Linked DNA regions of Homo sapiens: region 1 is linked to region 2. A link is an interaction called in ENCODE POLR2A ChIA-PET data of the cell type or tissue named here. Cell type or tissue: PC-3. All regions are shown on one strand. Each heading gives the region's core, and the rest is flanking DNA. Links, peaks and the distances in the headings are about the cores only.

The links. ChIA-PET counts read pairs that join two places held together with the same protein. Peaks named below come from ENCODE experiments on the same cell type or tissue, not always from the same donor. Only the 100,000 strongest peaks of a DNase experiment are listed, where the experiment ranks them.
Region 1: POLR2A ChIA-PET joins it to region 2 with 9 read pairs; 1 of 35 experiments calls an interaction of 5 or more read pairs at or near these places.

Annotation. Positions count from the first base shown.
Region 1 is chr18:26,314,298-26,319,464 of GRCh38, forward strand. TAF4B (TATA-box binding protein associated factor 4b) reads left to right here. Exons shown (of 15, transcript NM_005640.3): 10 at 932-1,101. Among named protein-coding and RNA genes, the nearest start is that of TAF4B, 90 kb to the left of the region's middle. In PC-3, for the core only: no CTCF peak of the experiment used is centred there; a DNase peak (open chromatin) is centred at 3,254.
Region 2 is chr18:26,619,024-26,624,190 of GRCh38, forward strand. It overlaps a transcript of KCTD1 not described here. Among named protein-coding and RNA genes, the nearest start is that of MIR8057, 30 kb to the left of the region's middle. In PC-3, for the core only: a CTCF peak has its summit at 2,592 (motif pointing right); a DNase peak (open chromatin) is centred at 2,588; H3K4me3 peaks cover 686 bases.

The DNA.
Region 1 (5,167 bases), core at 891-4,890, 300 kb before region 2:
GATGCTATGAGGGAATTTTAGTATTTCTTTCCTCTCCCTCTTCTTTACCCTTAAATATATATACTCATCTTAGTGCTGTGGCCACGTAACAATTCCATTAGATAAAAACAACTGTTTAATTTTGCTGATACAAAGCAAGGAGCCCAGACATCTTTTGTATTTTTTATGCACATGTATGTATGTGTGTGTGTATATGTACATGAGTGTGTTTTATATTTTATATATAGGCCATTTTTGGGTAATTGCTGAGGATGTGGTTTAACGAATTCAGTTGGTATAGATGGAGCACACCAAAAGTCTGAAACAGAAAAACAAAACTAGTTTTATACCATTTGGTTTTAGAATGGCTAGTCTAGTAAGCTTCTTCCCAAGGGTCTTTATGTGGATATGGACCTTTCAGGACCAGATAATTTCTGCTGCCCTTAAGTGGAATGAATGGTAGAGTACACTGGGGACAGCTGATGGACTTTTAACCATCTTGGATGAAAAGAAAGATGTCTGTTTTCATTTCTTTGTCTTTCATTGCAGAGGATTTATGGATGACTTGGTGTAACTCCAAATGCCTCTTGGTGTTTCTTATTTGCCAGACTGAGAGAGGGAAAGTTGGGACCTAGAAGACAAAGTTACTTCTGATTCATCCTTCTGTTATTAAATATACATTGGTGGTTAGAGACACTAATTACTTTCAAAAGCTTAAAGGGAAAGGTAGCCATTCTTCACTTCTCTTGATTGGATGAATTAAGTAAAATAATGCCGTTAGTTACAAGGAGAGACCTCTAATTCTTTTGCTCTCTGAAACTCTCTCTCTCTCTCTCTCTCTCTCTCTCTCTCTCTCTCTCTCTCTCTCTGTCTCTCTCTCTCTCTCACACACACACACACACACACACACACACACAACCTAAAATGTATAACTTTTTTTTTTTTCTATTAGAGATGAGGATGACATCAATGATGTGACTTCTATGGCAGGGGTCAACCTTAATGAAGAAAATGCCTGCATCTTAGCAACAAACTCTGAATTGGTTGGCACACTCATTCAGTCATGTAAAGATGAACCATTTCTTTTTATTGGAGCTCTACAAAAGAGAATTTTAGACATTGGTAAGTGTAGAGTTATGATTATTGACCTGATAGAGATGTCTGTTTGAGGGAAAATATTATCAAAAGAGACAACCTGGGTTGGTTGTCCTGGAACTCTGAGGCTTAAATAAGATTCTAGAAATAATCAAGATTTCATGGGCATTACAGAAAGAAGTAGTTTATTTTAAAAATTATTAATATAACATGGTATTGGGTTTGGTTAATATTTTACTCATATTTCTTAATGGAGGAATAGTGGAATATATTTTTGCATGAATATATAATATACTATTTTTTTTTCTGTCCTGTTCCTTCCATAGTTGGACTTTTGGCATATATATGTACAAATGCACACTTATGTTACATGTTTGTGTTTATGAAATACAGGGACATCCAAAGAAAGTAACTCCCTTTCCCTTTTCTTAACCTTGAAGTTTAAACCCATTCTTACTTTAAAAAACTAGATTAGAGTCTTAGGGTCCTCTCTAGGCCCAGGAGTAGTTGTTAGATAGCTGCAGTGTGAAAGAAAATGTAAGAAAACACGGCCAGACACGGTGTCTCATGCCTGTAATCCTAGCACTTTCGAAGGCCAAGGTGGGCAGATCACATGAGTTCAGGAGTTTGAGACTAGCCTGGCCAACATGGTGAAACCCTGTCTGTACTAAAAATACAGAAAATTAGCCAGGTGTGGTGGGGGTGCGCCTGTAGTCTTAGCTACTCGGGAGGCTGAGGCATGAGAATCGCTTGAACCCGGGAGGCTTCTTCACCTATGTCAAATTTTTGGGGCCAGTACTAATGAGCTTCAAATATACTTAAGTAAGACCTTTATATTTTATAACGAAGGCTTGATACAAAAACGTGAAGGTTTCGATTTTTATAGACCTATGGTATATTTAAGGACTACAAAGTTCATTATTATTACAGTTTTTAGGTCTACTTCACAGGTACTCAGTAAATAAATGTTTTAGCTGCTGTATGCTATATAAATGACCAGGGTTTTCTTCTTCTTCTTCTTTTTTTTTTCCTCAAGATGGAGGGAGCCTCACTCTGTCACCCAGGCTGGAGTGCAGTGGTGCCATCTTGGCTCACTGCAGCCTCTGCCTCCCAGGTTCAAGTGATTCTCCTGCCTCAGCCTCCTGAGTAACTGGGATTATAGGCACCCACCACCACACCCAGCTAATTTTGGAATTTTTAGTAGAGACAGGGTTTTACCATGTTAGCCAGGCTTGTCTTGAGCTCTTCACCTCAGGTGATCCACCCGCCTCCCAAAGTGCTGGGATTACAGGCGTGAGCCACCGTGCCTGGCTTACATTTCTAATTTAAATCGAGAATACATTATTATGAAAAACTAGAGCTTTGAAGTCCAGAAGAGCTGATTGTAAAATGTGTTTGTTTTCTATTTGCTTGTGTTTCCCTCCCTCTCCCTGTGTTCCTTCATTCCTTTGCTTCTTCCATTTTCTTTTTTGCATATGTATTTTGTATTATACAGAAACCAGTTCCTTAATTTGGGAACAAGTCTCAGCACTAAACCTTCCTGTGATGGCTTGGGAAATCTATTGGTAGCTTAACTCCTTATTGCCATATAATTATCTAGTGCTTTGGTAAAATATAAGTAGATACTTAGTTTTATCGGTCACCCTCCCTTCCGATTTTTTTTTTTTTTTTTTTTGAGACTGAGTTTTGTTCTTGTTGCCCAGGCTGCAGTGCAGTGGCACGATCTCGGCTCACTATAACCTCCGCCTCCCGGGTTCAAGCGATTCTCCTGCCTCAACCTCCCGAGTAGCTGGGATTACAGGTGCCCACTACCATGCCCGGCTAATTTTTTGTATTTTTAGTAGAGATGGGGTTTCACCATGTTGGCCAGGCTGGTCTTGAACTCCTGACGTCAAGTCATCCACCCGCCTTGGCCTCCCGAAATGCTGGGGTTACAGTCGTGAGCCACTGTGCCCAGCCTGCTTCCAAATTCTATTTCCAGTGTGGTTTAAACCTTGATTATATGATAGAAAAATTTTTGGCATTAAAAGCATTTTTGATCACTTAGGACAGGGATAAGCAACTTTTTCCTTCAAAGGGCAGATAATATTTGCCACTTTTGTAGGTTATATGGTTTCTGTCACAATTGCTCAATTCGGCTGTCATAGTACAAAGCAGCCATAGACAATGTGTAAACAAATGGGCATGGTTATTGTCTTAGTCATCTTGGATTGCTGTAACAAAATACCATAAATTGGATGGCTTAAACAACAAATGTTTATTTCTCATAGTTCTGGAGGTTGGCCATTTGAGATCAGGGTGCCAGCACGGTCAGATTCTTGGTGAAGGCCTTCTTTCTGGTATTCAGACAGCCATCTTCTTGCTGTGTTTTCATGTGGCAGAAAGATAACTAGCTAGCTCTCTGGTCTCTTCTTAGGGCGAAGGCAGTACTTTTATGACCTAATTGTCTCCCAAAGGCCCCAACTCCAAATACCATCTCACTGGCATTAGAGCTTCAACATGAATGACTTTTGGGGAGATGCAAACATTTAGTCCATGCAACTGTATCCCCGTAAAACTTCACTTACAAAGAGTGATCAGATTTGGCTTGTTGGCCATAGTTTGGTAACCTCTAATTTAGCACAATAAGGGAACAACTATTTGCATTTTTACTTCTTTTTTAAAAAAATATTTATTTTTGGGATGTGGTCTTGCTCTGTTGCCCAGGCTGGAGTACAGTGGTGCTATCACAGCTCACTGCAGCCCTAACTTCCCAGGTTCAAGTGATCCTCCTGCCTCAACCTTTTGAAGTAGCTGGGACTACAGGTGCGCACTACTAAATCTGGCTAATTTTTGTATTTTTCTGTAGAGACAGGGTCTCACTATGTTGCCCAGGTTGATCTTGAACTCCTGGTCTTAAATCATTTTCAGTTCTTAGTGATGAAGTACAAACCTGTCGAATAATATGGAAAACTTCAAGAATTCTTACTTCTGAATTAGCTAAGCTTTTTTTTTTTTTAAAGTAGGATCATAGAGTGAATGGAGTTACATATTTCTAGGAATGCTTTCCATTTATAATAAAATTCCTTCCTTGTAGAATAGGTCAGAACCAAGGCTGTTTGTTAAAAATAGAAATTACAAATTTACCCAAAGATTTTCTTTTTGGAAAAAGGATTTTTCTACTTGAATAATGTTAACAGATAAAATGCCAGTGTTCTTTTCTTTTTTTCCTAATAACCTAAATTAAATTGCACGTTCAGTAAAATCACATAACTAGTGTGCAAGCACCAACTAGATCTTAATCAGTTTTGTTGATTTTGTTAAAAAGGGTGTTTTGTTTTAAAATGGGAATTTTTCTACAGTATTTTACTTTGTAATTTTTAAGTTGTATTTTATTACCAATTTAGTGAAGACATTACAACATTTGGTTGTTCCCTAAACCCTGGAATTGTTTAATCTCAGCACTTATTTCCAATATTTAAAAGATATGTGTGTTTTTATGTTGGATGAATTACCTCTGTTTTATGAATACATATGAAATTATTTTCAGAAGTTCTTCTTCAAACACTAAGGTGCCTTGCACCTGTAATCCCAGCACTTTGGGAGGCTGAGGCAGGAGGATTGCTTGAGCCCAGAAGCTAGAGACCAGCCTGGGCAACATAGTGAGACCCAATCTCTACAAAAATTTAAAAAAGTAGTTGGGCCTGTTGGCTCATGCCTGTACTTCTAGCTACTCAGCAGGCTGAGGTGGGAGGATTGTTTGAGCCTGGCAGGTCGAAGTTGCAGTGGGCTATGATTGCTCCACTGCATTCCAGCCTGGGTGACAGAGTGAGACCCTGTCTCAAAAATAATAATAATAGGCCAGGAGCGGTGGCTTACACCTGTAATCCCAGCACTTTGGGAAGCTGAGGCGGGCAGATCACTTGAGGTCAGGAGTTTGAGACTAGCCTGGCCAACATGGTGAAACGCCATCTCTACTAAAAATACAAAAAAAAATCAGCCAGGTGTGGTGGCGCTTGCCTATAAGTAATCCCAGCTACTTGGGAGGCTGAGGCAGGAATGTTGCTTGAACCTGGGAGGCAAAGGTTGCAGTGAGTGGAGATTGCACCACTGC
Region 2 (5,167 bases), core at 262-4,261:
TCTTGGATAATTATTGTCTATTTGGCAGAATTAGCATGATTGGTACTATCCTAAGTGTCTAATTTTGAGTACTAGAAAAAAAAGTTTAGCTTAGATATATGTTGTGTATAGATGCCTTTGTTGCTTAAAAACTTTAGTGTGTCTTGCTTAGCTAAGTAGATATCAAGTTTCTTCTATACAGGAGCTATAGTAGATGCCACTGGTATACCCACTCCATACTTCCTGCTACAGTGTGTCTTAAATGATGATCTCAAAGTATTGCTTATTTCCTTACTTGACTTTGTAAACAGATTTCACTTCTGGTTGTAAAAAGAATGTATGTTCACTTTTGGCAATAGAAAAGTAAAAAGAAGAAAAGGAAAAATTTCCATACTATTACTTCCCAATGAGACCACTAATAACATTTTGGTGTATGTAATTTGTTTGTTTGTGCAGGTGATATAGACGTATTGTAGGTGACACTGTGGGTTGTCTCAGAATAGCCATTTCTCTTTATTTTCATTGCTATCAGCATGTGGTTTTGTGTAGGCTTCCATAGCCACGTGTTTGGGGGATGCTGGCTGTCGACAGCTATTCAGGTCTCATTTTTCTAGGCCAATGATTGCTTAAGGCCTGGGCACTGGAATCAAGCCTGGGCAATGGGACCTGAGGAGACATCTGCCGGCAGTGCGGGCTTGTAAAATAGAAGCACGGGAAAGATGCCTCTTCTTCACTGGACATGGCCCTGTCTGCATCCTTGGACTACAAGGGGAGCCACTGCAGAGTGGAGAGATGAAGAGCTCACTTATTCTTGAGAAGCCACCAAATGCATCAGCTCCAAAATGCCGTTCTTGGGCTTCCTATTATGTGAGATGACAAGTGGCCTTCTCATTTAAATCACTTTCAACTGTGTTTCCTGTTACTTTCAGCCAAAATCATCCTAACTTATCTTGCATTCTTTCCTCAATAGTATATTGTATGCACTTACCTAGTCATACAATATTCTTCACAAGGAGACCCTGCATAATGGTAGTTGCTATTTGCTTGGGTCTCTCCTCACAGGTCTCTGAACTCCTCGAGGGCAGAGATGAGGGGTTTTTGTTTGTTTTATGGTATTTTTTCTGTCTCATAATCAGACCTTAACACAATGTCTGGCACAATGTAGACACTAAGATTCTGTGGAATGCGGGGACTGATGACTGAATTCCTTATTGTGGCTAAAAGGCCCTGGTAGAAGGTGACAAGTATTTATTGAGCATGACAGATTGTCTTCACTGTTCTCCAGGGAGCTGTCCTTATGAAATTCAAATTCACGTGTGAGTTTGCATTTGCTGAAGGTAAATCTTAAAAAAAAAAAAAAAAAAAAAAAAAAAAAAAAAAAAACTATAACAAGTTAGTCTGACACTTTTATGACAGCAATCAAAATTGCATTTTTTTTTTTTTTTTTTTTTTGAGACAGGGTCTTGTTCTGTTGCCCAGGCTGGAGTGTGGTGGTGCAATCACGGCTCACTGCATCCTCCACCTCCGGGGCTCAAGCTCTCCTCCCACGTCAGTCTCCTGAGTAGCTGGGACTAAGGCATGCAGCACCACGCCTGCCTAATTTTTGTATTTTTTGTAGAGACAGGGTTTCGCCATGTTGCCCAGGCTGGTCTCAAACTCCTGGGCTCAAGGGATCTGCCGGCCCCGGCCTCCCAAAGTGCTGGGATTACAGGTGTGAGGCACTGAGCCTGGCCTAAAATTGCAAATTTGATAGCAATTTAAAAATAAAAGGTAAGGGTGGTGGTGTAGCTTTATTCACTGCATAGCAGTCATCCTGAAACACTTGAAAAGCTTTTTTTTTTTTTTTTTGAGACAGAGTCTCCCTCTGTCGCCCAGGCTGGAGTGCCGTGGCGCGATCTCGGCTCACTGCAAACTCCGCCTCCCGGGTTCACGCCATTCTCCTGCCTCAGCCTCCCGAGTAGCTGGGACTACAGGCGCCCGCCACCACGCCCGGCTAATTTTTTTGTATTTTTAATAGAGACGGGGTTTCACCGTGTTAGCCAGGATGGTCTTGATCTCCTGACCTCGTGATCCACCCGCCTCCGCCTCCCAAAGTGCCGGGATTACAGGCGTGAGCCACCGTGCACGGCCGAAAAGAATTCTTTACAAAGCTATGCTGAAGAATTTATTTCTTTGGGGGGATTTAGGGTACATGTTTATCTTTTTACTTTTCTTTTTAAATATAAGGGTGCTACTTACTCGTTTGGATGAATGTGGTCGGGTCCTCTGATTATTGCTCCCCTAACCTCTTGTGCTTCCCATGTCACAAAATACACACTCCAGCGTCCATAGACACTGTCCATAGACTACCTGATGGTGCACGTTTCCTGCTATACGGGAAGCTCGGCACTTCCTAGTTGTTCCATAAATACCTGCTCAATGAATGATTAAAAATTGAGGCGGCGGAATTCGTCTTAGCCGTCCAAGAGCTGAGTCTGCAATCTGGACTATACGTGGAAAAACGAGACAAGCAGGGGCGACACTGGGGGAGAGGAGGGAGGGGAAGGCAGAGGAAAGAAGCAGCTCATCTTCGCCCCACCCCGAGCCGTCCTAAGGAAATGCACTAATAGGAAACTTGCACAAGGGGGCAGGGCAGAGCCGCGGTGAACGCCAACCTGTTGGCTCTTGGTCTTTGCTAATGGTATTCTTTAAATAGTATTGGTTAATACGGAGTTGGTTTGAAAATACAATTTATCTTGTTAAAAGGCACTGGAAGACCCAAACCCTTCTTTCACAGTGTCATCATGCATTCCAGAAAACACATTTTTTGTTTTGTTAAATAGGTACAAAATATGCATTTGATGGTCCTCACGTGCTTTCTGTGGCCTCTGCAGGAGAGTTAAATTGGTTCCAGAAAAGAGCCAAGAAGTTCATGGATTTCTGACAATTCACCCCCAAGGCTTGACCTCCACTTCTGCAGTGAATATGGGCTAATGAAAGGGCGCTGAACTGGAATTTTACAAAGATGGATTCTAGTCCAGGTTTTCTCTCTGATTAGCTGTGTGGCTTTAAGTCATTTAACATCTCTGGGACATATTTTTCTTATTTGCAAAACAGAGGGACTTATTAAGGGCATTTCTCAATCCAATACAACTATGGCTTGCAAACTGTCTAAATTCTCTACTAAAGATCACAGAAGTAAGAAAAAAAAAGAGGGTGAGGAGGGCTAAGAAGAACCAAGTTGTAAGAACTCACGAGAGGAGCAGAAGAGGAGGTGCAAAGGCATGGGTTGGTAAAGAGGTACCTCATTTTGAGAAAACACTGGACTAAGTTTTCTTCAAGCTCTACATTCTGAGGTTCTGCTACTTCTTATTTTGTATCTCCATTTGGATATCTACCACAGACTCAACTTGCTCCACATCAAAGTCATTTCTCCTCCCCATAAACCATCTCTTTCCCAGCGTCCATGCCTGCTGGTGGGTAGCACACTGAATGTCACCTACACCCAACCCTGGAGTCCTTGCCAGCCATTGTCTCTGTTTCCTACCATAGAGCTAAACTCTAGTGAGGGAGACAGTGAAAGGGTCAACAAATACATATGCCAATATAAACACTGATGAATTCCATAAAGAAAGGAAAGATTCTTAATCAAAAATAACGTGAATATGCATATGAGATAAAGAAAAGAGCCTAGTTTGGGTGGCAGAGGTCTCTGGGAAGATGACATTTAAGTTGAGATCTGAAGCAGGAGCCTACCAGATGGGTAGGGGTGGAGAGGGTAGAGAGGGGGTGGCGGAAGTGCATACAGAGGCTCTGGGGCTGCAGAGGGTGCGTCAGAGGAGACTGAGTGTTGAGAGGACCAGCGTGACGTGGGGGTAGTGAACAAGCCATAAAGGGGCAAGACACAGTTGAAGAGGCATACAGCATTCTTCAGGCCAACCAGGGAATGATTTTATTCTAGGAAAATGGTCAGTCATCTTTTATTTAGTCCTCTTATTCATCATCTATATGCAATCAGCCATCAAATCTGGTTAATATGTGTTGAACATCTTTTCTGTCTCTTACATTGTTTTCATTTTTAATGTCTGGTCTCGGCCTTCACCTCACGTGCAGACAATCTCTTCATTGCCTCTCCTGGCTCCAGGTCTCTTCCCTCTCCCTGACTATCCCTCCTACCCACTACCCGCCCTTAACATTTCTTCTCACTAAGTCTGCAAACTGCTGCCAACTGATGTTCCTCAATGCTTCTTTCATTCTATTATGCCATCACTCAGAATCTTCCATGGCTTCCTAATGTCTATCAAATAATGAATAAATTCCTCTTTCCTTAAGAGGTATCCCCATTTTGGCTGATATGCTTTGACTGTGTCCCCACCCAAATCTCATCTTGAATTGTAGTACCCACGATACACACGTGTCATGGGAGGGACTCAGTAGGATGTAATTGAATCATGGGGGCAGTTACCCCCATGCTGCTGTTCTCATGAAAGTGAGTTCTCATGACATCTGATGGTTTTATAAGGGAGTTTCCCCCTTTGCTTGACACTTCTCCTTTCTGCCACCATGTGAAGAAGGACATGTTTGCTTCCCTTTCCACCATAATTGTAAGTTTCCTGAGGCCTCCCCAGCCCTGCAGAACTGTGAGTCAATTAAACCTCTTTCCTTTATAAATTACCCAGTCTTAGACAATTCTTTATAGCAGCATAAGAACAGACTAATAGAGTAAATTGGTACCAGTAGAGTGGGGTGCTGCTATAAGGATACCTGAAATATGAAAGTGACTTTGCAACTAGGTAACAGGCAGAGGCTGGAAGAGTTTGGAGGGCTCAGAAGAAGACAACAGGAAAATGTGGGAAATTTTGGAGCTTCCTAGAGACTTGGAGGGCTCAGGAGACAGGAAGATGTGGGAAAGTTTGGAATTTCCTAGAGACATGGTGAATGGCTTTGACCAAAATGCTGATAGTGACATGGACGATGAAGTCCAGGGTGAGGTGGTCTCAAATGGAGATGAGGAACTTGTTGGGAACTGAAACAAAGATGATTCTTGCTATGCTTTAGCAAAGAGACTGGCGGCATTTTGCCTCTGCCCTAGAGATTTGTTGAACTTTGAACTTAAGAGAGATGATTTAGGGTATCTGGTGGAAGAAATTTCTAAGAGTCAAAGCTTTCAAGAGGAAGCACAGCATAAAAGTTTGGAAAATTTGCAGCC